Regions from separate parts of the Mus musculus genome. Here regions 2, 3, 4, 5, 6 and 7 are each linked to region 1. Evidence: chromatin loops called from intact Hi-C (ENCODE). Cell type or tissue: left cerebral cortex. All regions are shown on one strand. Region 1 overlaps Id2 (inhibitor of DNA binding 2). Region 2 has its middle 18 kb from the start of Gm36886. Region 3 has its middle 93 kb from the start of Gm29835. Region 4 has its middle 200 kb from the start of Gm36886. Region 5 overlaps 4930480M12Rik (RIKEN cDNA 4930480M12 gene). Region 6 overlaps Gm36287 (a long non-coding RNA gene). Region 7 has its middle 110 kb from the start of Gm29835.

Region 1 (4,000 bases):
GGTCCTCTATAGGCCATCACCATTGTTCTGCTTGAATAGCAGTGCCAGGTAGGTCTAATGCCAGAGGACACCCAAGCCTGGAGCCCCCTTTCTAACAGCAAGTGATCAGAACTTTACTTATTTATTTATTGCTTTTTTTATTTTTATTTTTGTTTTTTTTCGAGACAGGGTTTCTCTGTATAGCCCTGGCTGTCCTGGAACTCACTTTGTAGACCAGGCTGGTGTCCAACTCAGAAATCCACCTGCCTCTGCCTCCGGAGTGCTGCGCCACCACGCCCGGCTGTGATCAGAACTTTAAAGGACACATGGGGAATCAGGCTGAGGAGTTCTGGGGCAGAGGATCATTGAATTTAAGAATTTCTATATCAGCTTTTCACTAGCAAGAATAATACAGTCATTGCTGTTAGATTCTAACCTGGAAGCCCTTTCCCAACAGGGAGCACGGAGAGACTAAAGTGGTTTGTCCACTGACTGCACCAGTGTGTATGGACCAGCTTCTGTACTATGGAGGGACACACATCTGCCTGTCTCTTAAGGATCTTAAGACAGCACTGGGCACTGGGAACAAACTAACCTACAGTATCGTTTGACACCAGTGTGACTATTATTCTAAGTGCAGGGCAGTGCAGAGAAAAAAAAAAGTTCTTTATTTCTCAAAATTACAAAGAAGGTACTGCATTAGCAGAATCTGTAGTAGACATCACCACAGACTAAAGAAACAAACCCAGCATCGTGCTGGAGACGGAGTTATCTTAGAAACCACAGCTTGTTAATGGAACAGAGAAAGCGTTCTGAGAAGAGTAAGGTCAAGGGCTGGGGGTGTAGCTTGGTGGTGCGTGCCGGCCGTGTATTATCAAGGCCTTGGGTCTGATAACTAGCACTATAAATAAACCAATGTAAGGAAACTTAAAACTTACATGGTGAAAAATATCAGCAAATGAAGCATGAGAATGTTTAAATTTGCCTCAATGTTATGATTTTAAAAATCTCAAAATTCAGGCTGGAGAGATGGCTCAGCAGCTAAGAGCACTGACTGCTCAACCAGAGGTCTTGAGTTCAATTCCCAGCAACCACATGGTGGCTCACAACTATCTGTAATGGGATCTGATGCCCGTTTCTGGTGTGTCTGAAGACAGCTACAGTGCACTCATATGTACAATAAATAAATCTTTTTCTAAAAAAATCTCAAATTACTCAAATTTAGAAGCTGAAAGAATTTTTGAAACTGATAAAATGTGCACAAACCCTCTAGACCTACATCTTATTTAGAGGAAGAAAAAAAAAACCAAACCTGGCATTAAGGTCTCGCGTAAGGAGGCTTTGTTCATTTTTCATTCCGATAAAGCAGCGGTCCGTAACCTTACCAGTGTTGCAACCCTTTTATGCAGTTCCTCACGTTGTAGTAACCCCCAATCATAAAATTGTTCTTGTTGCTGCTTCATGAGTGTAATTTTGCTACTGTTGTGAATCATAATGCAAATATCCGATCTGCAGGATATTTAAGATATGACTTCATGAAAGGGTCATTCAACCCCAAAGAGGTCACGACCCACAGGTTGAAAACCACTGAGATAAAGTAACACTTGGGGCTCTGGTTAAAAGGCATGAAGCAATTAAGGAAAAAAAAAAGTTAGGGACAGAAGTGCGGAAGCATGCTGCCAAACTTTCTGACCTAACAACTGTGCAGTCATTTTTCCAGTCACAAACTGGTAGGCGGGAGATAGCATAACTAGTAAGATGCTAATTGGCAAATAGGTTGTACGCAGTAAAGAGGTGGAGCGGATTTATATATTCGTGCTAGCGGCAGTCTTTAGGGATGACATCAATCATTTTCAGAAGGCTTGGTCAGGATAACGCTGCTGGCCACCGGCTCCCTGCATCCATGCCTGTGTACAGCAGAACCGTAGGCCAGCGGCGATCCTCATATTTGCCAGAAGGTGGCGCTCGGCCTCCACGGCGCGACCAGCTGCAGTTAGAAGTCCCCTCCAAAGGAGCCACTTTCCCCCAGGCTGAGGCTGATTAGAAGTCATTCACGTGTCGCTGGTTGTCCAGCGACCCTACAGGTGCTCCGAAGGGGCCTGCAGTTCCGATGGCACAATTGTACTTCAGGGTCAAATCCCCAAAGCCATCCGAGGGGAGAATGAGATCCGGCAGACGTGAAGCTGAGGACAGGCAGGGTTGGGGCAGCAACTTGTTCTCTCATACTTCTCTCCCGCTTTGTGTGCGTGTGTGTGTGTGTGCGTGTGTGTGTGGCGGGGCAGAAGGGTGAGGGTGGGTGGGATGGCAGAGCGCACCTGGGTTGGCCCGGTGTGCATGCAGGGGCTATAGTAGGCAACAGGTGACTAGTGTATTGGGCGGCTGCCAAGGGCTCTCGCTCGCGCAGTCTCCAACCCAGGTGTAATGGGCAAAGCGTGCATCCCGGGTATATTCATTAGGGACAACCCCGCCCTGCAGGAAGGAGGCGGGGACCACCGGAACCGAAGCTGCCCCTCCTCCATTCACCAGGATGGATTCGGTGTCAGGGGAGAGGAAACACCGCAGCCAAGGCAGACTAGCAGGCGCCACCCAAACACCTGCTTGGCCTAGAAAGTGGCACCAGGTGCGACTCACATACTCGTACCTCTTGTCCCATCCTTTCTCTAGGCTGTGCCTGTCTTCCCTGGACTACTTTCCAGAACCACCCCTTCCCAACCAAGTCACTTGCAACTTGGGAACTAAATCTAAGCACCTATTGAATGCATATTCAAATTAGCGGCCCGGTGTCCTCAAGGCTCTGAGTTGGATGGAAATGTTGGTGATACCTTTTTTTTTGGTGAGTGGGAGGGGCTTTTCTCGCACCTTCCCTCCGTTCCTTGAGGTCCAGAGTGCAGTCAAGGGTGAAGAGCACTTAATAGCCACAGAACTGGGAGAGCAGCTGGCCCAGGCAGGCCTGGGTGAGCCACAGGTGGAGGAGACGAAGGACTTCTGGAGTTCGTGGCCAGGTTTAAAAGCGTAACCCCCAGGGGTGACCAGTGACAGCCAAAGCCCCTTTTCTCTCTGCTCCAAAGGTGTCTTTCTAGAGGGCACACCTAGGAACTCAAGGGGAGTCTTCTACAGTCCCGTTTAAAATCTAGTCCCAATGCACAGGCACAGAGCCACACTGCTAGGTGTGTTGCGTTTCCAGTCCCCATCCCTCCTAATGGCAACAATGTTTCAGTCTACTGGGCCGCCACGGGACACACATGTGATAGAGGGGGTGAGAGAACAGAAGGAGGTGCCCCAAGCAAACACAAGACACCTCAAAAACCATTCAGAATCCCGGCATTGATGTCAGACACATTTTATTATAATCTTAATACAGTCTACATAAATTTGAACTGGTATTTATTTGGGTTCAGTTATAACATAGCATAAAAAAAATCAAAGCACTGGTTGTCTGAAATAAAGCAAGCAATCAACATTCAATAAACACACTTGATTTATTTTGTATAAAAGGGTTAAGTTTACAACTAAACTTTTATAAAAAGTTTAGCATAAGTACGTCATTACATTTTAATGCAGAAATAGGTTATTTCTGCCACTATACAAGAAAACTCTAATTAAAGAGTCCACAAGGTTCACTCAATATATATATATTTATATATAAATATATACACAGCATTCAGTAGGCTCGTGTCAAAAAGGCCATTTCTGACCGAAGACTTCATTTAAGTAACCGAATACTGGGTCCTTCTGGTATTCACGCTCCACCTTTGTGAAAAGGCAAAGTCTGCTTACATTGGGCAATTCCTTGTGATTTTTTTCTTTTTTTTTTAACGTTTTCGCTCCCCATGGTGGGAATAGTATATAAAGAAAACCTTCCAACTGTAGAAAGGGCACTGAAAGTCTCTCATAAATAACGGTATCACAGTCCAGGCCGGAGAACGACACCTGGGCAAGACGATCATCCTTAGTTTTCCTTCCGCTTTCTTTTTAAAAAGGTCCATTCAACGTGTTCTCCTGGTGAAATGGCTGATAACAA
Region 2 (4,000 bases), 400 kb after region 1:
CTGTGGGGGGGGGCATTTCACAGTCAAACCTCAATAGGTAAGCTATAGGTAGAAGCAAATACCAGAGTGGGCACAGTTGTGCAACTGGTAACTGAGTAGAGTCTTTGTCTACCATGCAGGAATGCCTGAATTTGATCCCAGAAGCGTGTAAAACTGGCTATGGTGGTGCACACCTGTAATCCCAGCACTTGGGAGGTTGGGACAGGAGGTTAGATATTCAAGGGCAGACTTAGCTACAGAGCCAGTTCAAGGACAACCTGGGATATAGGAGATTCTGTTTCCAAAAAAGTAAAAAAGCCCAAAACTCCTTAGGAAGCAAAATCACCCTGCAAAGGAAAAATAGTATGCAGGGATGTTGTATAGTGGGGTGGTCCTTGGACGAGCTGGTCCTGATTCTTGTATCTCCAACCATCCTCTTACTTTCTGCAGGCTCTAGACTGGTACCCACTATGTCTGCTATTTGTTGAATTGATGGATCATTTACTTTTTCACCAATTGTGCCAACAAGAAAATAGAGTACTTGTAGCTATTGCTCATAATATACCAAAGCATAGCAGAGCATGGTAAATGAATGTCACACATCAGAGGAAGACCCTTCTCTGACTGGCTCTACTCTGTAGTCTTATGTCATAAGCCATGTAGTCTTATGTCATAAGCCAGTTTCCAAGAAACCATTCTCAAGCCTTTTGGGAAATATATCTCCATTTTATTATGTGTGAATTAGATTTAGAATATTCAAAAGGCCAAAATATTCTCAGAATTAGAGAACAAGGCAATGCTGCCATGTCCCTCTGCTGACAAAGGATTGACTGTAACATATAGGTTTTATCTGAAAGGAAATTTTAGTGTTTTTGTTGTTTAGACACAAGATGATCTCATAAAGATTTAGAATTTCTGAGAACATAGTTTTACCTTTTTTCCTTCCTTCCTTCTTTCTTTCTTTCTTTCTTTCTTTCTTTCTTTCTTTCTTTCTTTCTTTCTTTCTTTCTTTCTTTCTTTCTTCCTTCCTTCCTTCCTTCCTTCCTTCCTTCCTTCCTTCCTTCCTTCCTTCCTTCCTTCCTTTCTTTCTTTCTTTCTTTCTTTCTTTCTTTCTTTCTTTCTTTCTTTCTTTCTTTCCTTTTTGTTTTTGTTTTTTGCTTGTTTGTTTTGTTTTTCGTTACAGGGTTTCTCTGTGTAGCTCTGGCTGTCCTGGAACTCACTTTGTAGACCAGGCTGGACTCGAACTCAGAAATCTGCCTGCCTCTGCCTCCCAAGTGCTGGGAATAAAGGCGTGCGCCACCATGCCCGGCTAGTTTTAGCTTTTAATATTTATTTTTATGTGTGTGTGTGTGTGTGTGTGTGTGTGTGTGTGTGTGTGTGTGTGTGTACCTGCAGAAACCAGAAGAAGGCATAAGATATCCTATAGCTAGTGTTACAGGTGGTTGTGAGCTGTCTGACATGAGTTTTGCGAACTGAACTTAGATCCTCTGGAAGAGCAGCAAGTACTGGGCCATCTCTCCATCCCCTAGATGTGAAAGTCTCCCCAGTATTCCCATAGGCAGAACCACGGTTTAGGCATGTTGGTAACTAGATGGATTGATAGTTACACATTCACATATGTATTATGGTGTGTAAATATGGTATAATTTTCTTTTATCTCTATATTTAATTCCAATATATTTAATTATTGTTAGAAAAATGATTCATGATATTTTAAATATAACTGTATACCTCATTTATTAAACCTCATTTTATCAACAGAATAATATTAAATTCTTTATTCATAATAGTGATTGTTTTAATGTAAAAAATAAATCCCTTTTGGTGAAAACTGATAGGCCTTTGCCTCTTCTACCCACAGAAGCACCAGACACTGATATGAAGGGTTCCCCAGATCAACTTGTTATGTTAAAAATAAAATACTTGGCCGACTCTGGCCACCCATCAGTTTCAAGCTCACCAAACCAGAAAGAGTTCACAAATGAGCTACCACCATGAACACAGTCTGGTCTGAGAAGGGACGCTGTCTTCCTGGATCACCTGTTCTTTTAAAAAACACACATCCAGACTGCAGCTAGAGGTGACTGTCAGGCAAGAGAAAAACATGTCTGTATTCTAGTGGACATGGCCATAGAACCACCGAGGAGAACACTGGGAGCAGAGAGTGAATGTGGGGGACTAACTTATATGTGAAAAATCACTCAGCAATGAAACCGTTGTTTTAAATTAAGCACATAGAATCTATTCTTGCTTTGCAAAGTGCATTTACTTCAAGTATATTGTAGGAAACCTTGCAAGACGAGCCTATATGAATATAGTGAGTATGGATTTTCAACACCAATTTTAAGGAGTGAAACAACTGCCTTGAATTCATAAGTGTAATTCACTCACTTGAGAGCAGAGTAGATGGGTGTGTACATGGGTGCACAGATCCACTGATAGACACTTGCTGTCTAGACCTCCTGTTGGGGTGAGCCAGGACTCCACCTTCTTGGGCCTCTGGGCTTCTCTCTGTAATAAGCTCTGTCCCTCCTAGTTCAGGGACACAAATTTAGTCTCAGAGCTGTTTGCAGACAGACTTTAAAAAGCTGTCCCTGGAATATATTTCTGCCAATAGTTTTGTATGACAAGCCCAGGATGAGAAAATCGCTCTATTCTTAAAACGCAACTGTCAGTGTATTAAGAGGAAGGAAAACTGACTACTAGGAACAGAACTGAGCTGCCACACTGTGGGAGCTTCTAGAAGGGCTGTCTTGGGGCACAGCAGACAGTGGGACTAGTGTTGCACCACAGTGGGCTCCTCCCTTGGGCTCCAGATGAGGAAGAACAAAACTGGTTGCTTACTTAAATATTGTATATGATTGTTCCTTTAGAAAAAGTGGGGTCCTTAGTAAGGATTATTCAGGACAGGGGTTACTCAATAAAAAACAGAGCATGAAGAATAAGTAATGGTTGGTGAGCTGGGTGGCTAGTGCTTAGTGGGTTGGGTGAAAATTGGCATCTTGCAAAGTCTGAGTATGTGTTTAAAATTTAAAAGGTATTCAGCAACCTGGTGCTGTCAGTCACCCATGTACAGAGGAAGATGCAGGTGAAGGAAGCCCTGTTTTGTGGCATGCTGGATCTGTGCCTCACTGTGGCTGTCCAACAGGAGGTGAGACCAGTTTGCCGAGTCCCAAGCTGGAGGGTTGGCTCGGGACCCAGTGCCTGTGAAGAGTGCTGAGGAGAGGATAACTTATGGTGTGTGCTTTGAGATTCCCTTAAATAGAAAAGAGCAGCCGGTCCCTACTCCCCAGAAGTCTACTGTCTTCCGTGTTTCTTGTTGACTACGTGGAGAAACACAGACCTCTGAAAACTAGCCAGAAGAGCTTTGGGCTCAAAGCATAATACTCAGATGTGGCTGAGACTCATGTCTCCGGTAGAAGCGTGTCTATTGCTTAGGATGTCTATGAGGATATAGTTATATCAGGAGCACAAATGGCCTGGTCAGTTTTGGGACTTATAGGTCTTCAATAAATAGGACTTCCCTTTCTCACTGTAAGAGTGGCAGCTGTCTCATTCTTCTGTGTATGTGTGTGTGTGTGTGTGCACCCATGCAAGTGCGTCTGTGTGTATATACATGTGTGTGGGTACATGGGTGCATATGCATGTGAAGGTAAGAGACTGACTGTCCAGCAAGCCAGAGGGGCCCACCTGTGTTCCTCTGTGTATCTTCTGGGCTGGGACTTCAAGTATATACCACCACTCCCAGCTTTTTAACTGGGCTCTGGGATTTGAACTCAGGTCCTCCTACATGCACAGCAAGCATGCACTGATCTAGCTATCACCTAGCTTGTTCCCTTTTATCCATTTTGATATCTTCTAAGACCCCTAGATAGCACCTTGCCTTACATAAACTGTTTCTCCTGTCCCTATGATAAAGCTTAATTTGTGAGTCAGGAAAAGTAAGACATTACTAATAGTGAAAAGATCATGTTACAGTTATACATTATAATGAGAGTTCTCTGTTTTCTTTCTCTCACCC
Region 3 (4,000 bases), 980 kb after region 1:
CTAAGAAAAAAGAATGATGTATTTGGCTATAGAAACAAGGAGACCCTCAGTGCTGAAATACTGTTTCTGAGCCAGTCATTCAGTGGACAATAGTGTCATCTGCCCACAATAGTGGACAAATCCATCTTTTTGTCTCCCCAAGACTCCCAGTACAAAGTGGACAGAATTGACCAGGGAACCTCAGAGAATGAGAGAGGAGTTTCCTGTCTCCAACCCTCCCAAGAGTCACAAAGCCAAGCATAGAGAGGGATTTGGATCTGAGGTTCTTTAGCTTCACTCAGTCACTTGCCTGGTGGCTTCTTATGTCATCCCTCAGAGCCTAAACATGATTTTTGTGGCCATAGCAAGACCTCCATCTGAAACTGAGGATCAAGAACTTGCACCCCATTCTGGAATACGGCACCTGCCCATCTATGAGGACTTTCCAATGCACCACGTTGTTAATAAACTGGAGATAGGGAAGGTTTCTATGTTATAGAAATTGCCAATTACATGATTGTTTTCCTATTGCCGACGAAACATCATGAAGGCAATAAAGAGGAAGAGATATAACTCTTTTGTATGATTTACAAATGACTCCAGTAGATAAAAAGAACCTGAGGGCAGGGGGAGAGAAACCAAGTAGAGTGTGCAGAACTTCACCGGGCGCTACAACAAACAATGGGTGTAGAGAAAGTCAGAGCTGGTTTTTGCACAACCAATCAGCCAGCTAGAAAAACAGTAGTGAGTAAAAATACCCTGGCAGGGGTGATGCTACCCATAAAGTCTTGGGGTTACCAAGTAAGATAATGTGTCAGAGACAAACTAGATAGGCAGCAGAGATAGATGCTTCTCTTCCCGGGTGCTGAGAAGCAGCCTCTAGATCCCCAGCCAACGGGGACATTCGTGACTCAGGATGTCATAGTTGTTGCTGATGTTTTACTGTTCTGTTTCTTTATACATAGAGAGGAAATTCTCAACTCAAGTGATCAGTTAGCAGAGTAACAACCATAGAATATGAATTTGGAAATTCATAATCACTTCTGAGGGCAGGCAGAGAGAATAGCTTCAACAAGGTTTTGTATTCAGAGAAATGGGGAATGACAATCAGGGCACAATGATTTGTTGGATATAAATGGGGGTGTAAAAAAAGCCATATATATGTACATAGTAGCCCCTTCCTTTCCTGGGTGGGAATTAGGAATACAGAGGAGCTGTGAGAAGATACCAAGACATCATGATTGACGGATTGATGCTGCCCTTGGGAATTGTAGGCTGAGAGTCTCATTGGTGGGATGAGAGGACTAGGAGCTCAGGAGAGGAGCCCAGGGTGTACCCCTTTGGGTCTTTGGTCTTCACTATTCTCCACTCCACAGAGCAAAGCCATACCAAAATGGGTATTTGAGTATAACCATCCATACATAGAACATCTCTCTTAAGTGTAATTGAAATAAAACTCTCTGGGTGATCAACAAGCCTAAAGACCTTGTCCTGAAAGAGCAACTATGAGACCCCTCAGAGCAACTTTCTAGAGGGGACTCACCTACCCCTGCAGCTGAGTTCCTTATTTACAGCCACATAAAATTCACTAATCACCTGAATTTTGTTGCAACACAGTGCCATCTAGTGCCCAGTCTGGCTAACACCAAGGGACTGTTCCCCAGGGAAGTATTGACTCGCCTCGGAATCTAAGCTTCTGGGCTGGACATCAGGCATTTTGGAAGAAACACTAAGTTTTCTGACCTCCCCTCACTCCCAGCAGGTGGAGAAACTGTGTCTACAGACAGACAAGAGCTCCTGACACAAACAGACCGGAGCTCACATGCTCAAAGCAGTCAAGGTCCTGGTCCTCAAGTTCCAGTCAGAAGCTGTGCCTGTAAAACAGAGTATTCGTCTTCTTCCATGGGGGAAGTCTACTCTCACAGATTTGCCTTTAACTAGGGGTTTGGGTCAATTGTGATGCAGTTAGAAGAACTTGAATAGTCAGCTTGCTTGTTTAATTCATCATTAAAATTTTACATATAAAATAATTATCCTATTTTAAAAAAAACCCTCTGGCTTGAAATTTCAAGACTGGTTTTAGACATACTCTGAGTGGTTAGGCTCAGAATATGTAAGACGGAAACAAAGCATGCGACCCCAGCCCTCAAACACTGCCACACACATTGCAGCCTTCCTGGACTTGCAGGTGGAAGTGATGAGCAGTTCACTACAGGTAAGGCAATCCCTGATCTTGTCTTGCTGCCTTTATGTATCTGCGATGTTCCCTTACTTAAGGGAGACACTTGAGCTTCTAAGCCACACTGAAACCCAGGCGTGAAGCCAGAACTCCCCAGCACATTTTATCCAGGCACACAGGGAGTGTTTTACGTATCTTATCCTGTTAACCTTGCAGCGTTACTTTCAGACATGTGCTGCTTTCTGCATCATACGAATGAGGAAAAATGGGCAAAGAGAAACAAGCATGAATGTGAAGGTGGTCAGCGTGTACATGCCAGTCCTGTGGGTAGATGGGAGAGGGGACAAGGCTCTGAGCCCAAGAAGGCTTTGGGCAGACACAGAAGCTGTTGTGAATGAACTCTGCACCAGTGCCCTGCACCTTCAATGAAGTGCAAGGTAATATAGTTAGGTACATCTGTCTCTGTGCATACATGTCTAGCTCTATATAGGTAGTGTCTGTCATTTACCTCTATTATGTCACCTATCTATCGTCTGTCATGATTTTATTATCTATCTACCTATAATCTACTACCTATTGCCTATCTACTTATATATAATACATATGTAATATGAGTATATATAATGATATATAATATATTATATATGGGTTATTTTAATATATATTATATAAACTCTATCATTATCCTTCTATCATGTACCCCCTATTTTCTATTGTTTTACTATCTATCTATCTATCTATCTATCTATCTATCTATCTATCATCTATTATCTCTTACCTATCTACCTATCACATATGTATAGTGATAGATAATATATGTTACATATGAGATATACAATATTTACTTGTTATATATAATCTCTGTTGCTATCCATTATCCTTGTATAAATTATGTACCTCCCTATTATCTGTTGTTTTATCATTTATTACCTGCCAGCTATCTTTTTCTATCATTTATCTATCACCCATCTGTCTATCCATGTTGCTACCTACCTATCTATCATCTAATGATCACACATCCTACTATTAAGAAGCTATAGGTTCAATGACACCAGTATCTACGAGTCCAACACTGTGATTATTAAGCTTGATGGACTCTATCCTGGAGACATGAATCCTGATTGCTGTATTTAAACTCATCACTTCCTGTCTCAGCTCATTGACCACACGAGCTTTCCAATTTCCTTATGACACATTCTATCTGAAATTAAGACAAAAATACTCCTTCCTAATCCCTCACTACCCTCCATGGTAAAATGACATCACTTGTCAAAGTCCACTCCCACTTCTATCTGTCTTTTCTCCCTCATTGACCTGTATTAGTGAAACGTAGATTGCTTTGATAAGCATCATGACCAAAGGCAACATGGACAGGGAAGGGTTTATTTGGCTTATGCTCCCCAGGTCCTAGTTCATCAGTGAGGGAAGTCAGGGAAGGTCAAGTCAGGGAGCTGGAAGCAGAAACTGAAGCAAAGGCCATTGAAGAACACTGCTGACTGGCTATCGCCTCAGGTTCATATTCAGCCCTGTGATAGCACTACCTACAGTAGGTTGGACCTCACCCCAACCCCCGACATCAATTATTGATCAAGAAACTGCCTCACAGACTTGCCTACAGGCCAATCTGATGGAGACATTTTCTCAGTCAAAGTTTCCTTTTTTCTTAGTGACCCTAGTTTGTGTCAAGTTAAGAAAAATCTGTTTCAACATATACACATGCCATGGTGTTCACACAGTCAGCAAGCCTTCAAACATAATTCTCAGGAGAGTGACAAGTGTTAAAATTGTTAAGGGACCATTTACTATTATATATACTTAACAAGTATTTTTATTTTTATATAC
Region 4 (4,000 bases), 580 kb after region 1:
GTGAAGAATTCCCATGCCATGTAGCTGCTGAGAGGAGGGCTTTCTATTTAAGTAAGACATTTACATTATACCTTTAAAAAGGATGGCAAGAGTTGGCAATGGTGAAGCTGGGATCAGCACCTCCTGTTGTTAGATTCCCAGAGTGCCTTGCATTGGTCACCATTCTTAGACTTCATGTTTGGACTCATGTCAGATTTCTTTAGCTGTTTAATCAGATTGAGTTTATCCCTGAAAACCCCAAGATCCAGGAATCTGTAGATTCTGAAGATGCCTTACTCATCTGTTCAAAAAAAGTTTTATGGTGTCCCAACATGCCCAGAATGAAACCCCAGCATCGTTCCAGTGCTGGGCATCTTGCCTAGCTCAAGTCTCCAAGGTAAGATTGGACAGACACCTGCTGGGCTCATTTAATGGACCAGTGGTTTGAAGCTTAGATAAAATAAATGGCTCTACAAAATTGTCCAGTTATAAGCAGAGTGCAACAAAGCCTTCACTCTGACTTTCCCTTCAGGGGAGACGTGCTCTCCATTCCTCTCTAGCTCAATCCCTATGCCCAAAGCACAGAAGCCCAAGTCTCCAATTTGCTCAGAGAAAGCTTATCTTCAGAGGCCCCGAAAAACATCAACCTCCTCTTCCCTATTAAATGCAGTAGGTGTCAGGTGACTCCAAGCTAGAGACCCTTGAAAGTCGCCTCTCATATGAAGTTACTTGTTCAGTTCATGTAGCATCTTTGAAGACCGGGTAAATCTTTTTAATGACAGGGACAATTGCACTGATGACAGAGCAATCACAGAGGAAATTGTTCAGCATGGTCTCATTTGGGGGTGACACAGTCTAGGTGTCCCAAAATGATACCGTCCAGGAGTCTCCACCAGGTTCCTTTTCTCTGCCAGTTAAAGAATTAAAAGGCAGAAAACATCAGAAGTGCAACAGTCAACAACAGAGAAATCTCAAGCACCACACGCAGAATCAACAGTTAAAGAAGGGAGTTTGTTGGGGGGCAAGGGAGCATGCTCCTGTGGCAGATACACGGAGAAAAGGGCCTTCAGCAAAGCTGGTGGGTTGTGAGGTGGGATAACCGGAAATTCAAACTGGGGTGTTTCAAGTGTTGGAGGAGTCTTTCTTCCCAACTCTAGGGTTGGTCAGTTTCAAGACAGGATGGTTGATTGATCTGCAGCTGCCGGCATGTCCTAAGCAGGCCTTACACTTGTTGAGCATTTCCATCAGCAGGGGCCCGCTCCTGGGAAACAAAGTTGGCAGGATTTTGTCTCAAGTCAGGAGGTTGAGTCAGCTGGCCATCTTGGAAATTCACTGCCTTTATCACCTAGCCGTGTCCCCTCTCCCTCTGTCTGCCTACCACGGAGTCTGACTAGCTCCCAGTCTTTCAGGGTTATGCGGACAGATAGCAAAATCTCGCTGTGACCATCAAATATTGGTCCCCAGGAGTATAAGGGCACCATGGAATTCTCCCACACTCCTAGCCATTCATTTTCCTCTCTCTGATAGTTTATTTGCATAAAAGAAGACTTCACGGGGACCAGGACTGGGAACAAAATGGGCCGTGTCTCACTCGGCCTGCTCCTGCCAAATCATCTGTAAATTATAGTCCATCGCTGTCTTTTCATTAATTGCACATATTCTTTTGCATTTGGCTGCAAATTCCATCACTTTGGCCAAAAAATGTGTGTACTTCTGCAGCAACACAAAGTAAGCACTTTGAAAGGACAAGCAGTTCAGAAAGAGGAGGTAATTTCGCCAAGAAACCCAAGTGTTGGAGGAGGTAGAGCCCAACTGCATAAAACCCAGCCATCTTCTAGCCTTAGGTAGTCAGGGGAGCTTAGACCTGGTGTGCCCAGTAGCTCTCAGCTCCCTTCTTCCTGCTCTCCTGGCCCCTTGGTAGGCTTATTTCCTTCTCTTCTCCTCTGCTTCTCTTCATGAGCAGATGATGCAACAAAACCTTCTTTACCTAGGAATGTAAATTTCCCTCATCCTGTCCTTGAATAGACTTGCATAGTCTTTGAGCTCCCAAGGCACTCGCATTATAACTTCTCAGTGTGAAAGACCTGACTCTGAGTTCTTTCCGTTTAGTAACAATTTATTGTGGGCACTGTTGTCTTCATCCTGTTTGTCCAAAATGTCAAGTTAGAAACCCTAGTGAATGTTCTCAAGAATTCACTGATAGAGTCAAGGTCAGGTGTCAGACTCACTGTGCCTTCTAGTGTACCTCCTTTAATTAGGAATGCTGTCGAGGTTCTATCTCGATGAATGCTATCTATCTATCTTCATTGGAAGATTCCCAAGGCAGCTGGATTGGTAGGATGAACAAGCTTCTTCTGGAACCTCTCCCTCTATCTCTCCCTTCTCCCCCTTCTCACGTGTGTGTGTGTGTGTGTGTGTGTGTGTGTGTGTGTGTGTGTGTGTGTGTGTAACTTAGGCTGCCCTCAAACTTAGTATGTATCCTAGATGACCTCAAACTTCTGATCCTCTTGTCAGTCTTTAGTCTGCACAAAAGCACCACCATACCTGATTCAAACACTGCTGTGGATCAAACCCATGACTTCATGCATGCTGGGCAAGTTTTCTACGGCTGAGCTACAGCCCCGAGCTCCTCTTTTAAAGAAGGCTTTGGATTTCATTTCTGTTCTTATAAGTCTCTTGGAACTTCCTCATTGGCGGTGAGACACGGTTAGAGTGTTCTAAAGCCATACTCTACTGCTGTCTATGATGTGTAAGATTATATGCTAATGATAAAAGCAGAAAAAATAGCTCATGGCTTCTACTTTTGAGAACAAAACTCAGAGATGCAACTCAATTTCCTCATGATCGAGCAAAGTCTAAGTACTCAGGAGGGACTGAGCCATTGCTTGCATGCTCTCTCTCAAACTCCTAAGGTTATCTCTGCTTTTCTTGTTGGAATAGGATTAGATCTACAGTCACCAAAAGCCAAATACAAGCCCTCTGGTTTACAGCTCTAGTGAATCCAGAAGAGGGTTGGCTTTTTCCCCTTACATTTAAGCAAACCATTCATGTTACTCAGGATTAGCAGACTGGAAATATCTGCAGGATATTATTTCCCCACATTAAATCGTATAATTATATGTATTTTAATGGAAAGTTAATTTGTGATTTCTAAGTAATCAACACCCTGTTGTGCAATGGCTTTGGGACTCACCACACATGCATGCTTTCTCTTGACACAGTGTTCCTCCCGGTGACTCCAGCAGCCCACTCTTAGCCCTGTCAAGGCCTACCTGGCTAATAAAGGCAATGCTGTGTTTACACGTTTGGCTTTTCACCCACTTTAGAAAGATCAGATTTGTGACTGCAAGCTGAATTCAGGCTTCTCTGATGTGCTGGGTCTTGACAGCCTACCAAGGAAGCAAGCTTGTGGAAAAAGAGCTGGTGTACACAAAACTCCCTGTGCTTTGGTCTGAGCAGGTCTGATATTCTCTAATAAAGAATTCCTCAGACCCCTTTCCTTGGGCACTGCACTTTTCCATTTTATTGCTACTGACTTCTTTGATTATTTCTAGGCTAGCCTTCCTGAAGACCATCCTATGGTACATAGAGAGTTGAGATGGGAAACATCTATATACCATCTTATGGTACATAGAGAGTTATACTTTGCATTCTGGGAAAAGAGGATTTAACGTGGCAATGAGATCCTCTGGGAGAAGATCAAAGGATATCTGCTGGCAAATACTAGATCCGGAGACCTTGGCCAGAGAGAGGACATGGAACACAGAACTGTTCCCGGAGGCTTCCTAGGAAGCCTTAGGGATGCTCCAGTGTCTAAGAAAGCAGCTTGTAGGAGTGGCCCTGGTACTTATGAGAAGCCTTAGGGAGCCCACGTGGACTCTAGGGACTGGCTGCTGACTGAAGATAAACCAGTAACTTCTTTCTCTCGTCTGCTTCTAGAGCCACCAGGATTTCTCCTTTGGGGAAACCCTAGGGGTACCCAAGAATGCCATTCTCCTCAGCATCCTTTTCCTGCATGGGA
Region 5 (4,000 bases), 1.1 Mb after region 1:
GTCTACATGTCTGTGCACCTACCTGCTAGACACTGCAGGTCCAGAATCCCACGCACTCTTTTGAATGTTCTTCCATTCAATTGGCTCCACCCTACCCCACTTACAAGATCAACCAAGTATCTGTCAGGCTTCCCCACACTGTGTCCTCATTAAGCATCAGGATAATGTCACTGCAGCAAGGGAAGCCTGCTGCCTTCAGTGACCGTGCACTGAGGGCTGATGGAGGTGGACTCACAGCCCCTGACTTCTATTTCCAGCGTTGCAGTTTGTGAAGAGTTTGGAGTTGCCTCACCAGACTTCCTCATGGCCCGAGGAGGTACATGACACATGACATCTCACTTGTGATAGAGGTGACAGAATCCTGGAGTGTTACACTAGCAGTTGTTTAATTCATTAAATCATGAGAATTTTTTTCTCACTGAAGTAGCCAAACAGGCCATCTCCAACACTGTCATACTTGATACCTTACCATATCAGATAGTCAACCTGCCTGTAGATAAGCAAAACCTAGGGTTCCATTGCCTGCCTTCTGACTGCATCTGAGATAATTAAATGTCACACTCATATATTACCTTCCACCCCCAGTCTGGCCACATGCCAGCCTGTACCCCTATACCTCAGACTCTATGGATGTCTGCTGCCCCTCTTAGTACCTTATTGCTTTCCTTGCTAGCTAACTACAGATAGGGTGAAGCTTCTATCATCTACTTTCTTTCATGACAAAGAGCCATGCTATTTACGCTCAGGTGTGTCCCTAAGCAAAATGCCCAGGTCTGTGTTTATATCCTAATGTCTTCACAGACTTTTAGCTGATATAAAAGGAGGGACAAGAAAGACTTCCACCACCTAGAGACCTCACTCAATGCAAGAGTTTTCTCTGACAGAGTTCATGGTCCATCAGAAATGAGAGCAGATATCATGGCTGACCATCAAGTACAGGAACTCTGGTGAGAAAGGACTCTGCTGGCAGAGGTAGAGTCTGGTATGCTAGGCAAATTAGCACAGGATTATGGGAAGGTAGTGAAACATGGTTTAAAAAATAAACAAACAAAAACCTTAAACCTAAACTAAAAGAAAAAGACACATAAGAAAGAAGTGATTCTCACTTCTATGAAAAATAGAGCTGACTTTGGGGTAATCCCATGGGTTTCTGGGGTGACCGAGTTGATTGGAAAAGTTGTACAGTCTATGTGAGGACTCTGTGTACATGGCCAGCCTAATCCTGTGGAGTCTCATAGAGACCCATCAAATGTCTAATCTTTTGAATGCTGGCCTTACCTAATCCTTCCAACTTGGTAAAGAACTGCTTTGGCCTCACTTTGCGAATGAACAAACTGATGATTGCAAAAAGCAAGGTCTAGTTCACATCATTGGAATCATACCTCCATCTCTTTATAGCACCTGCCTCTGCAATAAAAGCATGAACTCCCCAAGAAGAGACTACATGTTTATTTAACACAAGCCAGCCAGTAGTCAGCATCTGGAAAGTACACCAGTGAAAATGTGGTGAAGAAGAAGACACTGCGAATGACCCAGCTCTGTGCCTGACGGGATGAGATACTCTGCATAGATCCAAATCAAGAGATTTATATTGGCAGTCCTTGCTTTGAGACGCAGACTTAAGCACCATTTTCCTTTTCTCCAATTGTATGTACACACACACACAGGCATGCATCTTTATGTGAAGTGGACTGGTACCTCTGCATTCATTTTAGTGTGAATGTGTGAAGGAAGAACCAGTGGCTGACAGGAAGCACTGCACACAGTAATGTTTAAGTTTTCGTCTCCATTTGAATCGTGCCTGTGAGAATGTAATGAAAGCTTAAATCAAGATAAGCTGCAGTAGTCAGATTCCTGCTCACAGGAGTCAGTCTCTTTTGTTTGTAGGAGCCTTTTTCTTCAACATTGAAACGTATCGCAATGTTATTTGGCCTGTTTATTTTGGATAGACAATCTGCACAGCTAATTGTACCACCATGTTAAGTGTGTGCGAGGTGTGTGCATGTGTGTGTGGTATGATATGTCTCTGTGTGTTCATGTGTATATATCCGTGTGTCCCTGTGTACATGTGCATGTTTATGTGTATGTTTGTGTTTGTGTATGATCATGTGTTACATGTGTGTGGAGGTCAGAGGATGTAGTCATAAGTGTGATTTCTCAGGGGTCACTCACCTTGCTTTTGGAGGCAGGGCCTTTCATTGAGCTGGAGTTTGTCAAACGTGAGAAGCTGGCTAGTGACCCTCAGGGATCTTCCTGTCCCTACCTCCCCAGCACTGTGGTTACAAGCAACAAGCAGGGGCCACTGAGCCCATCTTTTCACACGGATGCTGGGGCTCAAAGCCAATTCCTTTTGTCTCTAGACTGAATGCCATATCTGCTAAGCCATATCCTCAGCACCTGCATCATGGTTTCTTTGCTTTTAAAGATTCATTTATTTTTATTATGTGTATGTGTGTGAGCCTATGTAAGTTTTTATGGACCATGTAAATGTCTGGTGCCCACAGAGGCCAGAAAAGTGTATCAAATGCCCTGGAACTGAAGCTGTAGGTGGCCACGTCCTGCCCATATGTGTGCTGGGAAGTGAACCCATGTCTTCTAACCCTTAACCATTGAATCATATGCTTAGCTCCCCATGCTAAACCATTTTTACTTAAGGAAAAATAGAAACCAGTCTTGCTTGCTGCCCTTATCCAATTGTCTAAAGCAACCAAAAAACATGTCAAGGGGGTCATCTGACCCTTCCTTCTCTCTGGAAGCTTCCATCACACAGGGGATGTCGTAGTCAAAGGGACTAAACAGCACTAATTGTAGCTATACCCCTCTTCTGTATGTCCTTACTATGTTTCTCCAGAAGTCCACCCTAAAGCAAGAAACCCCTGTGTCAAGAGAGCTGCTGGTCTTTACGGCTACAACAGACATGCCTGTTGCTTCTGACTTGTGTCTGGTCACTTTCGAGACCAATCAAGACATTTAAGAATTAAAGGCTTACTGCTTCTTCAGATGCTAATGTCTTAGAGCTTCAATAGCAGTTATAATCATGGGCTGACAAATCCTGCTTCATTAGAAAACGTTCTTTCCAGGCAACACCTACCTAAGTGTTACAGTGGATCCACAACTGGAAACACTTGGAACAGGCAGTTCATGCCAAGAAAAAAGAAGGAAAAAGATCACAATTTGGATACTTATGCATTTTTCTACATGCAGGACCTTATTTTCATATTATTTATTCATCAAGGATCAGATTATTCTAAATTTCTCTCTTTCCCTTTACATTGGAAGTTAATACAATAAAGCATTATTAAATGCACACCAACTGGCAAACTGTTCTTTGAGCATCACTGTCACCAAATTGCTCACCCCCTTCCCCAAGGCAGAGCACTAAAGCTTATACTATCTTTATTTTATTTATTTTATTTTTTTTGCTCCTATCTTAACTTTTGGGGGAAGGTTAAATTATTCTGAAAGTTCTGAGCCATCTACATATTTATTCTTTTTAAAGGTTCTGTGGTGTGTTAGCATCTGTATTGCCAGAAAACAAAATTTTCTTCAAAGTTATTCTTGGGCAGGCCTGGGACGCAACCCATATGTCCCACAGTTAGTGTAGCTCAAGGTTTTAAATTTATGCCACTTTTTCCAAACTTGACTGCAGTGTTCTTTGGTTTGGTGAATTTGTGGCGCCACCTATAGGTCAGATCTCAGAAGTTCACTTTCCTTTATCTGAAAATCATCTTTCAAGTTATGTCATTAAAATGATGGCTCTGAGGGTCTTGAAGATTTCAGACTGAATAAAAATAAATAGAATGTCCTACAGTAACAGAGGGGCATTATCAGCCAACCTAGGTCCCTAGCCTGGATGAACGAGGAAGAACAGACAAAGAAGTATTTTTCATTCCTTCTAACCTCTTTAAACATTTCCCCAGCTCCTATCACAGACTAGCTTCTTTGGGAGAGGATATGAACTTGAGCCACGGGCTCTTGGAGAGAGAAGACCTCGGTGGCT
Region 6 (4,000 bases), 130 kb after region 1:
TTGAAGACTGTGGCTCTCCTCCTAGACTCACCCTCTCATTTTCCACCCTTTGTCACCCTGCCATGTCCCTGGCAAGTTTGCCTGCTCACCAGGAGTGACAAGGACAGCAACACAGATACCTTCCAGGCCTAAGTGTGACTCCAGATTCACAAAGAGACAATCCCTGAGTTTCTTCACATCTTTAAGTTTTTTCCCCAGCAGTAGACACAGAGACAAAGATTTCTGTGCAGTGCACTGGGAAGGTAATGCCAGGCAGACATGCTCAGAAGTGAGGGTACCTGGGCCTGTTTGTGTCCTGGGACTACTGTAAACCAAGTGCCACTAGATCCCAGAAGTCTGAAGTCCAGGAGTGGGTAGGCTGGTCTTTCAGGAGGGGCATGCTCCAGTGCTCCATTTTGGCAGCTATGAGTGTTCTTGGCTTGCAACTGTGCCCCTCTGGTTTACTCTTCTCATGGGGTCTCCTGCATCTTTTCATGTTGTCTTCTTGCTCAGTGTTTGTCTGTTTCTGAGTCTAAATGTTTCTCTCCCTCTATTCTTTCTGTGCGTGTGTGTGTGTGTATCTGTGTTCATGTGTATTACGCACATATGCATATAACGTGTGGAGGCCAGCTGCCTTGACTGTTCTTCAGGGACTATCACCTTGTTTGCTTAACATAGGATCTCTCATTGGTCTGGATCTGCCCAGGTAGGGTAGGCCGGCTGGCCAGTGAGCTCCAGAGAGCTGACTGTCTACCCTTTCCCAGTGCTGGCGTTATAAGCATGTGCCACCACACCTGGTGTTTAAAACGTATTTCTGGAGGGTCAAACTCATATCCTCCTCATGTCTGCAAATGTTTGCTGACTGAGCTGTTCTCCCAGCCCCACACTTCCCCTTTTTAAAAGAACATTAGTTACACACTACTTACCTTACTCCCAAGTAAGATCATACTCTAAACTCGTGGAGGCAACATATTAGTGTACCATCATTGGGAAGGGCACAATTCAACTCCTAAAAGGAAGATAATAAAGGACATCTTCTCCAGCTTGGGAACCCAATCTGCCCTTTCCCAGGGCATCCGGGAGTAGTATGGCCTACATCCATGCTGTCCAGCTAAGGTTAAAGTTGCTGCAGTGTTGACTGACTTGGTGACCTCTAATCCTATATATGTCCACAGGGATATGTCCTCAGTGTACAGAGGAGACGGCTGCCACCCCAGGGGTCAACTGGAGACCACCTTGGCAGTGTCTCTGAGGTCAGGGTGACTTAGCCACGGGATGTTGAGTGTGCCGAAAGAAAATCCTTTTAAGAACCAGAGCTGATTTCCTGGTCCTGTGTGGGATAAAGTGCTTTATCATTTGAATTCATTGCATGGATGAAGCAGAATATGAACCACCAATGCCTAGTTTAATTTCTAGAGCTATGATATTCTTGCCTGGTGGTCAGAGTCCACATCAAACTGGTCACTGGTTAACATATTTCCTAAGTTCGGGGAGAGGATAGCAGATGTTATTTGGAAGAGGTCCAGTTGAGCCTTGACACTGGGATGGTTCACATTGGTGTGGCCTGCTGTGTGGCCTGGAAGGTCTGGATGCGCCAGTCTGAGATCCAGATGGGGCCCTAGGCTCAGGAAGATGATGGGCCATACATAATGGGGGCTCCTGCAGAGTAGCTCAGATCTCTTGGGTTGAACATTTTCTCATGAGGAGAGCCACTTTGTTTGGCAAGGATGGGAACTCCAATACAGAAAGCCAGCTGCCAGGGCAGAAATGAGGGGCAGGAGGCAATGGTGGCCTTTAGAAGTGAAGGGTGGCCTTTAGCAGTGAAGGGTGGCTTACACTTGTAGGGAAGGAGGTTGTAGGTGATGGTGGTCTAAGGACCAGCGATATAAGAGGTACTACCATGCCTGCCACCTGCAGAATGCCCTGCCAGTCACCAGGAGAGGGAGACAGGGTGGCGTGGAAGCAAAGTCCAGGAAGGGATAGTGCATTCCCCTGGTAGGAACCTCCTCCTGCCCTGCCAGTTCCGGTGGGAGTGCATGACCCCGATTGCCCTCTGCATTTGAAGCTTGTTTAGAATCCAGTAGAATCTCCTCCTCCACATTTAGTGATAATGTCCAACCTTGGAGTTATATAGACCTGAAGTCTGTTACTAGCCATATGACCCCAGATGACTCCTGCCGTCAATAGACCCTCTGGAGCACACATAGCATGATGAAGCACGGCTCCAGGAGAAACAGTGCTGATGGAGGATAGTGGCTCAGGTGACAACTCTAGCTTCCTTAAGGGAGCCGACTCGGAGGGATTTCCACATCCTTCGGCACCACACTAGAGACAACTAAATTCCTGTTTACACGCCAACCTAAACCCTCTTATTCTCCCTCCGCCACCACCACATATATTTATGCTTTCGGTTTTAGCTGCTCTTATGTTTAAAAGCATCAAGATGCTTCCAGGGCGGTTATGCTAATGCACAGAAGGAGTCTAACAATTGCACGGGCTGTACTAACTAGCTATTTGAGCTGCATTGTACAAATAAGATGTTATCTTAAACAAGCTCCTGATATAACTCAATAATCACTATAATGCTTTTGGGTGAAATTGTGGTGTTATTACTGAATTTAGTCCTTGAGATGCAAATGCTGAACTTGGGAGCACATCCTGACGGAGCCAAGTTGCTAAATTTTGGGAGGCTGGGGCAGGGCTGGCATAGTGTAGGAGGCCCTGGGAACCCAGCATCCCTAGAGGAAGTGAACAACGGAGGGATAGCATCTGCTTGAGCTAGAATTCACGAGGTCAGAGACTTTTCAAAATGAGGAGAAGGCGGTGTAACATTGTGAACCTTGCATGTTACTGGGCCAGGAGAGAACTTTAGCTATCCTAGCCTGGATCACACGGTAGAATGACAGCCAGGAAGGCTTGCAGCCAGTACCTATGCCCTCCGGAGCATAGATCCTCTTCATCCTCAGTGGGGGAAGGGTGATGGAAACTTTGGGGGCAGCTAGATTTTCTATTGGCTGCTCACAGATAAAACAAGTCATGGGCTCCACAAGGAGAACTCTAAACCTGATAGTCTGAGTTCAGTCACTCTGTCTCTATGGAAGAAGGACAGACTGACTCCACCGGTTGTCCTCTGGCCTCCACACACTCTTTGTGATATGTGCAAAGCTTCCTCTCCAACACATATGTACAAGTCAATGCAATAACTTTTGTTCTTTTGTTTTTTGAAATAGTGTCTCTCTACTGGCTGTTCTGGAACTTACTATATAGATGAGACTAGCTTTGAACTCACAGAGATCCATCTGTTTCTGCCCCCTGAGTGCTGGGATCAAAGGTGTGTGCCCTAAAACCCAGCCTACCATAATTTTTTTTTTAAAAAATCAGATACCAAGGTACACATATTTAATGTTATTCTTAGTTCCTTATTTATTATATAAATCGTACTATGATACATCTTATATACTTCTATGTACACTTAAGAACACAGCAACCTCATCTATTCTTTTTCTTCTTCCTTTTTTAGTGTAAGATCAGGGAATGAGCAATGTGGTCGACTGCCAGTGACTAAGTCAGCGGGGCAGACTATCCAGCCAAGCAGTTACCAAGTTGTCTGAAGGTTAATGCCAACAACGAGATCAATACATTAGCAAAGGCAACCACACTTCCTGCCAGAGGAAAGCAAGTGTTTCTAGAAAGTGGCCCAGATCTGGACTCAGAAGATGCACTGTGAGGACATCCAAACCGCTCGGTCTCAGTCCTGGATGAGAGGAGGTGCCAGCTGAGACCAGGGTCTGCTCAGGCGCATTTGCTCACCACCTATGGGATGCCAAGTGCCTCCATGGACTCTCAGAGAAGACTGGGTGTGTTCAGGACGCTATGGCCATGATACATATTCTAAGTGTACATTGAGGGCAACGAGGAGAATCTGCTGAAGGCCTTGCAGGCCTCACCTGGGTGTCCTGCCCGATAGAATAGACTGAGGACAATGAGACACAGGCTAGAGGCTTGTTCTTGGACAGACCCT
Region 7 (4,000 bases), 990 kb after region 1:
CTGCCTAACCTGCTACGGTTAGAGCTCCAGAATGCCTCTGCCTAGCTCTCTGGAAAAAAAATCATGAAAGGCAGGTTGTTGTTAGCTTTAGTTATCAACACAACCTAGAATCGCCTTGGAAGAGAATCTTAATGAAGGATTGTCTATATTGAATTGACAAAATGGGCACACATTAAGAGAGGGATTGGGAAAAGAAGGGTGGAGAACGGGGAGGTTTTAAGGTTAAATTCTGAGCTAAGTAAGCCCTTCCTTTCAACCTTCTGCTTCATGGACCTGCAGTGATGACACCTCACCTCTTAGACTGTCAGAGGTGTCCATGTAGAGAAGTCTCTGCCTGCCACAGCAGCAGCATTCTTGTAGAACTGTTGCTCTAGACTGGGATTTCTGTCTCTCTCTGTCTCTTCTAGGCCTCCATTTCCTAAACTACATCTGAATTCATGTAAACCTTCGATAATCTTTAAAGTCCCACTACCCTGTCCAGGCAGTACTAATTCTGTCATGTACCTTACACTATTGTTGCTAAATATTAACCTTGGAGGAAGTCAAAATTATCACCTCATATAGGATGGCAATTAGTACAGTATTCCATTATATTACTATATTTCATAAAGTAGTGACTATGTTGTGTTCTTCCTGGGGGTTTTGTGAGCAGGATATCTCTCAAGAGACACATGCAGATATTTACTTAGCAGACCAAAATAAACACTCTGAAGAGAGATTGGAGTAGGCTGCCCCCTAAATAGAGAACAACACAGTAAAATCTGTATTTTTTATGAGTATGACTTGTGTATGGCAACCCTTTTCCTCTGAATTATAGTAGAGAAGATCTCCCTTTGATGATATTTGTCCCCATGATCTCCACAGAAAGGGAAGGTATCAAAACCACAATGCAAGTGATATAATGTAGATGTCAGCTCCTCTGAGGATGCACATGGGGAGATGAATGCCCTGCTGCCTTGACTTATGATATGCTAAGAACAGGATATCTATAGCCTCAAGGATGCTTTAAGGAAAGACTCAGATGCAGCTTTCCTCATATCGACTTTCTTGTATAGTTGGTATCAGTGGGAGTACACTTTTTTCTCCTAGGAACAAAGGAACATAAAAAAGAGCAGGAAACCAGAACATTACAAGACTTTGTTTCCATAATTAAAAAAACAGTCCTCCAGGACCAAGACTGAAATGGATTGTGAGCAACTGAAGTCAGTCCTAAAATATGGTCATGGTCTCTTCTAGATAGCCACCAATACCTATGCAGTCATGTTCAGTGGAAGACGCACGTACTGAGACTAAGGAGACTGAGGCAATGTCACATGATGTCACATCATGAAAAATACCAGTTCAACTTCAGTTCCCTTCCTCCAGCGCATCCTGATAGTTTACAGCTCCCTGCTAATTGGCAGTAAGGATGGTATTCTACTCACCATTCTGGTGCTAGAGCCTCGAACACAGAGAACCAGGCCGTTAGTTAACACTGTAAAGAATTCCAGTCTCTGCGCTAGTCTTCTTACTACATTTCTCCTGACAAGTAACCCACAAAGAGAATCACAGGCTGAAGGGTTCAGATTCTGACCCCAGGCTTGAAAATTATGAGAAGACTTGAAAAACTCTTCGAGAAATTTCTGTAGCCATCTATGTACACTTCTTGATGCTAGAGAGATGGCCCACCAACCAGGAGAAGGAGTCAGTCATCCAAATCAAGCTGACAGTATTTTATGATAAATTAATGAAGTATGATTCACTTTTATTTTTAAATGTTTGCATTTAGAGCCGTCAAACGATATATTTTAGGAATATCGAGTTTGCAAAAATCTTTATTTCCATATATTCCAATGTAAATATTTAGAAACTCATTTGTGTCTGCTTTATTTCTCTATTGACTTTGGGAAGCTCCTGTTGGTTGTTATGTCAAGGAAAAAATGGCTGCTGGCCACCATGTTCAGTTACCTCACGATACCACACTTTATATTGCAGGATGTCTTGCTTTGAGTAAGTCACAACCTCTTTCTGGGACACAGTGTTCTTACTGTACAGATGAAAAAGCTAGCCCAAGCTGATAAAACTTCTGTGGTAGCTTCTTTGGTGAGATAGTACTCAGTATATCTACTGTGTGATGTGCCCCTACTTGCTAAAGAGACAGTGCATCACCTGGGGTGTCAGAAGCACACTGTTCCAGAGACCAGGTACAAACGCATTTATTGTAAGACCAACCATCTCACATTATCATGACTAACCAAACCCAGTGTACCACAGTTAATGCAATGGTGTTTCTTTGAGCTAGCCAGACCCTTTGGCCTCCCAAGGTTTCTCCTCTCATCTGACCACGGGAGATAAGAAGGCATCCCAGAGCTGCCTCTCATGTAGAATAAGATAATGTGCATAAATCCTGGGCACAGCAGTTAGCCCCTAGCACAAGCTCCAAAAATGGAAATTCTTCCATCCAGGTCCCAGGGGGTAGAAAGCAAGAAAATATAACAATAAAGGAAAAGGGTTTGGGTGGGGGGGAGCAAAGATGGATTGCCATTCTTTAAATAAAACCAGGGAGTGAGGTGTGAGAAAGCTAGAGAAATGCGGAGAGTAGGAGAGAGAGGGGAATAGCTACAGGCACTTGGAATGGTGCTGGAAGATTCTCATAAGTAAAAGCTCCTTTTAAAATATTGGAGTTCTTCCATATGGGAAGCTTGGGGAGAGAGGCGAAAAAATTAAATTAAAGCATCTGAAAGTATATTATAGTTTTATCTCTTTGGCTCTGTGATTTCAGAAATAATATAATTCTATGGAATGCACGCTGCCAGAGGATTTTGCAGAGTAGCGCCCCGACAGAACGGGACCGAATGATGTCAAGGAAGCTTCTATAACAGTTTTGTTTTATTCATTTACATAAATCACATTTACCGTAGGTGTTTTATTCAAAATAAAGTTTGGGAAAAATAAATTGAACAGATGAACCTAGGCAAACCTGGTGATTTTTTTCACGAGTAGTGTTTGATGATAAAGGCATAAAAGCATAATGTGGTATCATTTCACTGAGGCACAATATGGATCACCCATATGGAGCAGAAGCCGATAATGCTGCAGAGAGGCAAAAATAAACAGAGCAGATGCACTTGCAAAATCAAGTCTGCACCCACCCCTGAATTACCTGCTTGGTGTTGAAGAAGTTTCTACAGAACTCAAAACTGGCTTTGAGTCACCTTCCCACAGGGACTCGCAGGAAGCCTTACATGACAAGAGACAGGAAGAGGTACCCTAAAGCATCACATGGCTCTCGAGGGAGGTAGAACTGGAACTTGCTGGCTCCAAACTACAAGCCACATGGAAGCCTCAGCCCTCAGTTTGGAAGCGCGAGTTCCAACCCCAGTTCTTCTTGTTGCCAGGCAAGTTCCACCCTAGATCTGTAAGTTCCTCAAAGGCAAAGTCACAGAAGGGTAAGGACTTAATAGGACTGATGAAAAGCTCAGGCAATAAAGCACCAAGGAAGGAAAGTGATATACAGAGCTATCGCATCAGAGGCAGGAGACTAGCCAAAGTGGCTTGTTGGAGAGACTTTCTAGAGCACACAGAAGAAGGGTGCTTCAGGGTACTCTTACTTTCACAAGGAGGTAAGGTGTTTGGGGAACCCAGGCGTATTATTTAATAAAGATCCCATAGAGAATCCTAACATGCCCAAGTTTAGGCCATTCTTAGTCTCAGTAAACTAACAGCATGCATACAAAACGTCACAGTCCTTCCTCCCACCCAATCCTAGTTACCTGTTCAATCAAGCTACCCTGTGAGGACTACAAGAGGGCGAAGTGTCACTGAGCAGACAGACAGATTGTGTCATCCTTGCATGGTGCTTGCATCAGCCAGGATGGGAAACACCTTGCTCAGCCCTACACTGATGATCACTTCCACACTGACATCTTTCCTATTTCATCAGCCATGAATCTTGAAGTCTGCGCCTGGAGTGTGGCTACCTAGAGAAGAGGTGAGACTGAAGTAGTGGTGGGTAGCCAAG

What was found. Hi-C counts contacts between places; a loop is a spot of excess contacts. Peaks named below come from ENCODE experiments on the same cell type or tissue, not always from the same donor. Only the 100,000 strongest peaks of a DNase experiment are listed, where the experiment ranks them.
Region 2: it touches region 1 in a loop (2.4-fold over the local background); 2 of 42 quality-filtered maps call a loop at or near these places.
Region 3: a loop joins it to region 1, with 12 times the contacts of the local background. A loop is called at or near these places in 35 of 42 quality-filtered maps.
Region 4: a loop joins it to region 1, with 2.6 times the contacts of the local background. A loop is called at or near these places in 6 of 42 quality-filtered maps.
Region 5: a loop joins it to region 1, with 10 times the contacts of the local background. A loop is called at or near these places in 15 of 42 quality-filtered maps.
Region 6: it touches region 1 in a loop (2.2-fold over the local background); 5 of 42 quality-filtered maps call a loop at or near these places.
Region 7: a loop joins it to region 1, with 3 times the contacts of the local background. A loop is called at or near these places in 26 of 42 quality-filtered maps.

What each region holds. Positions count from the first base shown.
Region 1 is chr12:25,090,496-25,094,495 of GRCm38, forward strand. Id2 (inhibitor of DNA binding 2) reads right to left here. Exons shown (of 3, transcript NM_010496.3): 3 at 3,304-4,000. Among named protein-coding and RNA genes, the nearest start is that of Id2, 3.6 kb to the right of the region's middle. In left cerebral cortex, a CTCF peak has its summit at 1,938 (motif pointing right); DNase peaks (open chromatin) are centred at 1,939, 2,501, 2,954 and 3,106; H3K4me3 peaks cover 2,065 bases; H3K27ac peaks cover 1,146 bases.
Region 2 is chr12:25,490,259-25,494,258 of GRCm38, forward strand. No RefSeq gene overlaps it. Among named protein-coding and RNA genes, the nearest start is that of Gm36886, 18 kb to the left of the region's middle. In left cerebral cortex, no CTCF peak of the experiment used is centred here; DNase peaks (open chromatin) are centred at 2,457, 2,631 and 3,170.
Region 3 is chr12:26,070,158-26,074,157 of GRCm38, forward strand. No RefSeq gene overlaps it. Among named protein-coding and RNA genes, the nearest start is that of Gm29835, 93 kb to the left of the region's middle. In left cerebral cortex, a CTCF peak has its summit at 1,613 (motif pointing left); DNase peaks (open chromatin) are centred at 1,611 and 2,270; H3K27ac peaks cover 886 bases.
Region 4 is chr12:25,669,871-25,673,870 of GRCm38, forward strand. No RefSeq gene overlaps it. Among named protein-coding and RNA genes, the nearest start is that of Gm36886, 200 kb to the left of the region's middle. In left cerebral cortex, no CTCF peak of the experiment used is centred here; a DNase peak (open chromatin) is centred at 1,696.
Region 5 is chr12:26,222,927-26,226,926 of GRCm38, forward strand. The region is part of intron 2 of 4930480M12Rik (RIKEN cDNA 4930480M12 gene); the gene reads left to right. Among named protein-coding and RNA genes, the nearest start is that of 4930480M12Rik, 14 kb to the left of the region's middle. In left cerebral cortex, a CTCF peak has its summit at 3,685 (motif pointing left); a DNase peak (open chromatin) is centred at 3,645; H3K27ac peaks cover 240 bases.
Region 6 is chr12:25,222,886-25,226,885 of GRCm38, forward strand. Gm36287 (a long non-coding RNA gene) reads left to right here. Exons shown (of 9, transcript XR_003950180.1): 8 at 3,210-3,310; 9 at 3,500-4,000. Among named protein-coding and RNA genes, the nearest start is that of Gm36441, 15 kb to the left of the region's middle. In left cerebral cortex, a CTCF peak has its summit at 1,921 (motif pointing right); a DNase peak (open chromatin) is centred at 2,366.
Region 7 is chr12:26,084,009-26,088,008 of GRCm38, forward strand. No RefSeq gene overlaps it. Among named protein-coding and RNA genes, the nearest start is that of Gm29835, 110 kb to the left of the region's middle. In left cerebral cortex, no CTCF peak of the experiment used is centred here; DNase peaks (open chromatin) are centred at 2,263, 2,862 and 3,120; H3K27ac peaks cover 2,190 bases.